2 separate regions of the Homo sapiens genome follow, and region 2 is linked to region 1. The links are chromatin contacts, found by Hi-C or POLR2A ChIA-PET in ENCODE. All regions are on one chromosome and are shown on one strand. The core of a region is the stretch at or near the end of the contact, and the rest is flanking DNA. Distances in the headings are between cores, read along the strand shown.

Region 1 (2,872 bases), core at 150-2,649:
ACAAAGTATACGAAACAGCCATTACTATGCCTGACCCAAGATGTGTCACTAAAATAGTAACTATAGAAATGTTTAGAGGGGAGAATTTTTAGAATAATTTTCTGGAAAGACTACAAGACTGGGAGATTGTTAATAGTTCCTAATTCCTTGGAGTGTAGATTATTTTTATAATCCTTAAAGCATAAATAAGGAGAAGTGAATTAACAGTAGACTCTCAGAGCTGTGAAAGCCACGCACTTACTCTAGGATGAATGCTTCATTAATTTTTCACACAGTGTGATGATGTTGCAATTTTCCATGAGCAACTATCAGAGCTTTCCTTCTTGATAAGTATCAAAACAGCCGAAATTACATCGAATACTCGTGCCTGTCATTGGCCGAAATATAATTTCAATACTAGGATGTACCTAGTATTTCCAGACTCACACCCTGGCCTGGGTAACGTTACGATTACATTGTATCCACCCTGCCTAATGTCAGTATGTTTCACACAGTCACCCATTTCACCCTTCCTCTGGCTAAAGAGTTTTCCTCCTTCTGTAGACCTCTCCCCAGTGGATTTTACCTTAAATTCCACTCCCATTCCAACACCCAAGAGGCTAGATCTGTCTCCTCTACCCACACGCGGGGGCATGTCTAGATCCCCGTGATGCTGAAAAAGATGTCTCATTTGCACAGACATCAGAACCCGAGTGGGCGCGCGGCGGGCCCTGCGGTCGCCGGCGCTGATAGTCAGATGCTTTGTCTCCTGCCTGGGAAGGCCGGAGCTGCATGGACACGTATGACAGACATTCTAGAACTAATAAAAAAGAACACCACAGCCCCGCGCACAGGCAGCTCCTCCCGGACAGGCGATAGCCCAAGGCGGCCAGACCTGAGGTGACTGATCCCGCGAGGGGACGGAGGGGAGTGACGAGGGCTTTTCCCCCAGAGAAGTCAAGACGCCCCCCAGGGACCCGGCGCCGCGCAGCCGCCAGCCACCTGCAAACACAGACGGCGTGAGGGCGGCGCAGTCGCCCTGCCAGCACCCGGCCGCGCGTGCCAGGCCAGCGGGGACTCACTGCCTCAGTTTCCTCAGCCGCAGAACCCGGCCGGGACGCCCCTCAGGTCGCTCCACCCCGGTAGCCGGTGCTCCGCGCCACAGCCAGGTCCTTGCCGCGCCCTCAACCCGCCGCCCGCCGCCCGCCGCCGGCAGACTGTCCTCACCTGACAGCCACCCGCACGGAGCTCTCGTCCGGGGCGCCCAACATGCTGGCGGCGGGCAGCGATCGAGCCGTTGGGCCTCGGCACCGCAGAGCTGAGGCGCCACTGGGGCCGCGGGACTCGGGCGCAGTAGGCTGGGGCGTCTGCGGGCGGGCGGCCGGCTCACCTCCGCCGCGCTCCAGCCATGTTGGGCGACTGAATGGAAAGGTGGCGGCGGCGCTGAGGCAGCAAGAGGAGGAGGTGATTCACGGCTCGCGGGCGCCCGCCCCTTCTCCACCGCTCACCCCCCAGGATCTGGGGCGGGGACAAAGCGCGCTTGAACGGCGAGCGCGCCTGTGGAGAAGCCAACAGGCCGCCAGCGGCCTCAGGGCGGCCGGGTGAGTGCGCCCTGCCCCCTCCGGTGGGGACGCGGCCTCCCAGCGGCCAGGCTGGGGACTCCACGCCCGCCAGGGCGCTCCGGGCTCCTCGCCCCGCACTGCGTCAGCCGCCGCCGCGCGGCTCAGCCCCACCTCGCCCTCCCCCAGCCTGCGCCCCGCCCTGCCCTCGTCGGGACACTGCCTGGCGCTGCTGGGCAGGGAGGCGAGGGGGAGGGATGCCTGCCGCCGGCTGCCCTCGCCCGAGGGCGACCAGCCTGTGCGCCCTTCCAGGCTCTTCTGGGAGAAGGAAGCAGCTAGTGCACGCGCTGCTGCCAGGTCCCTTCTCAAATCGAAGCTTGATTCAGCGGCGCGCCGGGAGCCAGGCAGCTGCTGCTGCGGTTCGGCTTTGTGTCCCACGCATAGCCTTATTGTCCTCTCTGCAGCTTGGACTTTGACCCCCTTCCCTAGCCCCCAGCTGAACGCCCTCCCTCCTCCCTCCCCGGAGTCAGTCATTCATGCTAAACGGACTCCCAGGTTTGTCCACTGTCTCTGGACAGCTGGGCTGTTCTACAGTTCATCGCCCGTTTACCAGCTCGGGTGGGATATGGAAATGATTTATTCGAGACTCCTGAATGCTTTTCTGTTCAATCATTTGTACACTGGTAAATGAACTGCACCCTGGTACTGCCAAGTGTTCCCAGAACTGAATATATCCACCAAGACCTGCTGTGTAGTAAATCCTTCCAAACTGATTTTCTTTCCCTTCTGGCCTTTAAAAAGCACCTCCCAATCCCAGGATTCTCTCAACATTGACCCATTGTGGTTTCTGTTTGTCACTATTGTGCTTCCACATGCCTTCAGATAGCTCTGTGGAAACAGCCTTTATTAGCTTTGCCACAGAGTATCTTTTGTGGACTGCTCCATACATCTCTATAAACAAACATGTGGCTTCATACGAAATAGTATCACAAATTAAATGGCACTATCCAAATAAAGGCACTACCTCAAATGCCTGCAATCTACAATCACATACCTAATCATCTTGTTCAGCAGTGATACAGCAGTGTGGCTCAGAGAAGGCTGCAACACTATGGGAAAAACAAGAAGTGTTTGATGATTTAAACCCATGGGAAGGCCGATGGGGTATATAATTATAGATAGTTTTAAATTTATTCTGTCCCTTAATCTCACTACCCCTAAATCTTAACAGACATGTAACTGGGAGGTAAAGAGGGCAGAGATGCTGAGTATCCTTCTATAGATCAAATTGGTGGGAAAGCTCTCCTCTGGCTACTCTTTGGAGGGCCTTTCCT
Region 2 (3,215 bases), core at 520-3,019, 780 kb after region 1:
GTTGTAATTCAGTAGAACAGGAAGGGAGAAACTAATGCAGAGGAACAGAAGGAATGCATGAGATGGAGAATGCCTAGAAATGTTTGAGACATTGATTAAGTCATCAGAAATGGAAACAAGTTTAGAAACAACTTAGAAAATAATACACTGTAGGTCTGATAAATATTGTAAGATTGGGAGTTTTTTGTTAAATTATGGAAAATTTTATATAGATACAATAGTAGAACAGACCACATGAACCCATCTCATATTATCTTCAACAATTATCAATTCAAAAGTTGTTATCGTTATCTCTATCTCCACACATTTCATCTTTTCCTCCACCACTGGATGACTTTGAAAGAAATCCTAACCATTTCAACTATAAATATTTTAGCATGTCTCTGTAAAAGTTAAAGACTCTATAACAACAAGACATAGACCCAATATCCAGGTTGAGTAGGAGTTTGCTATCTTACTAATCTAATGTATTAACAAAGTCTAGAGCATTCTTATTAAAGTGGTAGAGCATGAAGAACCTTCTACCTGGAGTTAGGAGATTTGCTGGGTTGAAGTCCTGGCTCTCAACTTCCCACCTGTGTGACTCCAGCAAAGCTCTTCACTTCTCAATTCCAAATCTCAATTTCCTCACTAGTGAAAGAAGGATACATAGTAGTAGTTGTATCCATTTCAGAATTGTCATCAGGATTGAAGTAACAGATGTGAAAACAAAACTAAAATTGTGAAGTAGTAACTTCCAGTCCAATCCTCTTCTTTGTAAGTGATCTTGAGGACAGACACATCACCTGAAGGATAGATCATCTTTGCCTAGCCTTGTCTACAATGTTCTTGCTAGGTTTCTTTTCCTAAAAACACATTACTTAGGTACTTAACAGAACAAACAAACAAACAATCAAAAGACAAAACCAAAAAACTTTGGGGTTATAGACACCCATACTCATAAGTATTTCTGAATACCAAGAGAAGAGTATTTAGGTTTGCTTCTCTCAACTTTTCACCTTTCATTTCATGTACCCTGTCCTTTGTCTCAGCTCTAATAGCTCTGAGAGCTGATTACTTTTCGGGTGTCCCAAGTATCAGGATCCTGCCTAGTGCAACTCAAATTTCCAAAAGTTAATTTAGTGGCCTTTTGGTGACCAGAGCTTCAGATAACTCACAGGGAAACAATGTTTATTTCCTCTCCCACTAACAGTCACAAAAAATCATAAAAAAGAGTAGCGGGGGCAGTTTTGATGGCTAACCCCTCTTTCCATCCTTTGGGGGAAAATTGCTCATCTCCCTATAGGTGGAACTCTAAAGACAATGTATTCCTAAAAGGGGCCATCTGGGCGGTGTCCTCTTTTCCCAGCGCCCTGATTTCTATTCTTAGATCTGGAGATAGGCGGCTTTCATTTTTCCTGCTCCCAGTTCCCAGACCTTCCGTGGGGCCGCAGGATCCCCGGCTGGCGGGTCGCGGAGGGTGGCCGGCCGGGCTGCGCACTGCGCGCCTCCGCTGCGGGGCTCCGGGCCTGTGGACTCAGCGGAGTCCGCTGAGTCAGTTTCTTCCCGCGCGACTCCCGGCCGCGCCGCCGCTGCGGTGGAATCTGGTCCCAGGAGGCGGCGTCCGCCCGGGGTCCGGTCTAGGCGTGCGTGGGGGCCACGGTCACGGTCATCCCAGCCAGGCCCGGCTCCAGCAGCCCCACGGCCGCCGCCAGAGTTCTGCGCGGCCCGTCGCCTCGGCGGAGCCTCTGGCAGGCCCCTGAGCTCGTTTTTGGGGCCTGAGTGGGGGAGGAGGAAGCCGAGCAGGAGGGCTCCGGAGAGGGAGGGCAACGCGGGGCGGGGAGCTGCCTCCTTCCTCATAAACAGGCGGGCGTGGGCGCCGATGGGGCCCGCGGGGAGCGCTGGCTGCGGGCGGTGAGCTGAGCTCGCCCCCGGGGAGCTGTGGCCGGCGCCCCTGCCGGTTCCCTGAGCAGCGGACGTTCATGCTGGGAGGGCGGCGGGTTGGAAGCAGGTGCCACCATGGCTAGTGGCAGCTGTCAGGGGTGCGAAGAGGACGAGGAAACTCTGAAGAAGTTGATAGTCAGGCTGAACAATGTCCAGGAAGGAAAACAGATAGAAACGCTGGTCCAAATCCTGGAGGATCTGCTGGTGTTCACGTACTCCGAGCGCGGTAATCACTTGAAAATAAACTGTGCTTTTATTTTTGCAAACTTTCTCCCCCTCCTTACATTTGCAAATTTTGTCCTCCTCCCCTTGACCCTGCTCAAACCCGGACTCTTAAGGAGCCGCAAACTCCCATATCCTTTCCTTAGGGCAGAAAGCAGCTGAGAATTTCAGGAAGGTCTTCACCTTTTTGACTTTTCTCCCCGTTTCAGACTAAAAAGGAGAGGGGGTGCTGTGGATTGTGACTTTGCTTCTTTTCCCCACCCACTTGTTTTCCAGCCTCCAAGTTATTTCAAGGCAAAAATATCCATGTGCCTCTGTTGATCGTCTTGGACTCCTATATGAGAGTCGCGAGTGTGCAGCAGGTAAAGGCATTGTTTTCACTTCAACTCATTCTCCCTTCTGTTTGGAAGGAGACGTTTTACTGGCAATGTTAATATAGCCGAGAGTTCTTGGTTATTCCCAAAATTTGGCTTGAGGAACCTCTGACTGTGATTTTAAGATGGGAATATTGTTAAATCATTACGCAATGTAAACGGGATGAAGAGCCCCAGTATGTGTTCCCTGAGTGTCTTTAAGAAGTAACTTTATAAAACCAACAGTATGGATGGTGGTAGAAGGAGGATAAAAATGGGTTCGGTTTTAGTCTCGTTATTGGCAAGATGAATTCATTAGTGTTTAGACTTGACTATTCCAAGTATCTTCCCAATACAGAGCATGTCCTAGATGAGAAGATTATGAATAGTTTGGAAAAGGGGAATAATTAATAGTGATAAAATGCAACTTTGTCACTAGCAAACTCTTGTAGAGTTCAGCACTTTTTAAAATTCAAAGATTTCTAGCCTTTAGTTGTAGTATACCTTGTAGTATCTAAAGAAAGTGATGTCTTATGAGACCCTCATAGTTTGCAACTGTTGTCATATAAAATGCATGTAGAAGTGAAACTTTTACAATCTGTACCATAGGAAACCCAGAAATTTGCTATGTATCTTGGATTTTTTTTTAAAGGGGGCCTTAAAAATGGTAATTAAGAATGATTTACAGTCAAAACAAAATTATAGGCCAAGGTGATA

What was found. A loop is a pair of places that touch in the nucleus more often than their neighbours do. ChIA-PET counts read pairs that join two places held with the same protein, here RNA polymerase II (POLR2A). Pooled maps may share reads with other maps.
Region 2: a loop to region 1 is called in a map of ascending aorta, with 6 times the contacts of the local background. The contact joins the promoter of LINC01779 here to the promoter of KIF21A in region 1. A Hi-C loop is called at or near these places in 3 of 168 maps with a recorded cell type or tissue (ascending aorta, gastrocnemius medialis and sigmoid colon), 1 of 37 single-sample maps with no recorded cell type and 14 of 50 pooled maps. POLR2A ChIA-PET finds 5 or more read pairs at or near these places in 1 of 52 experiments (GM12878).

Annotation. Positions count from the first base shown.
Region 1 is chr12:39,441,721-39,444,592 of GRCh38, forward strand. It overlaps KIF21A (kinesin family member 21A), which reads right to left and starts at 1,400. Exons shown (of 38, transcript NM_001173464.2): 1 at 1,207-1,400. The coding sequence starts at 1,250. RefSeq lists enhancers at 341-410, 1,229-1,729, 2,011-2,070 and a silencer at 1,031-1,930.
Region 2 is chr12:40,223,134-40,226,348 of GRCh38, forward strand. It overlaps LINC01779 (long intergenic non-protein coding RNA 1779), which reads right to left and starts at 1,770. Exons shown (of 1, transcript NR_186584.1): 1 at 1-1,770. It overlaps LRRK2 (leucine rich repeat kinase 2), which reads left to right and starts at 1,864. Exons shown (of 51, transcript NM_198578.4): 1 at 1,864-2,149; 2 at 2,422-2,507. The coding sequence starts at 1,999. It overlaps LRRK2-DT (LRRK2 divergent transcript), which reads right to left and starts at 689. Exons shown (of 9, transcript NR_186757.1): 1 at 526-689. RefSeq lists a silencer at 1,630-1,989 and an enhancer at 3,188-3,215.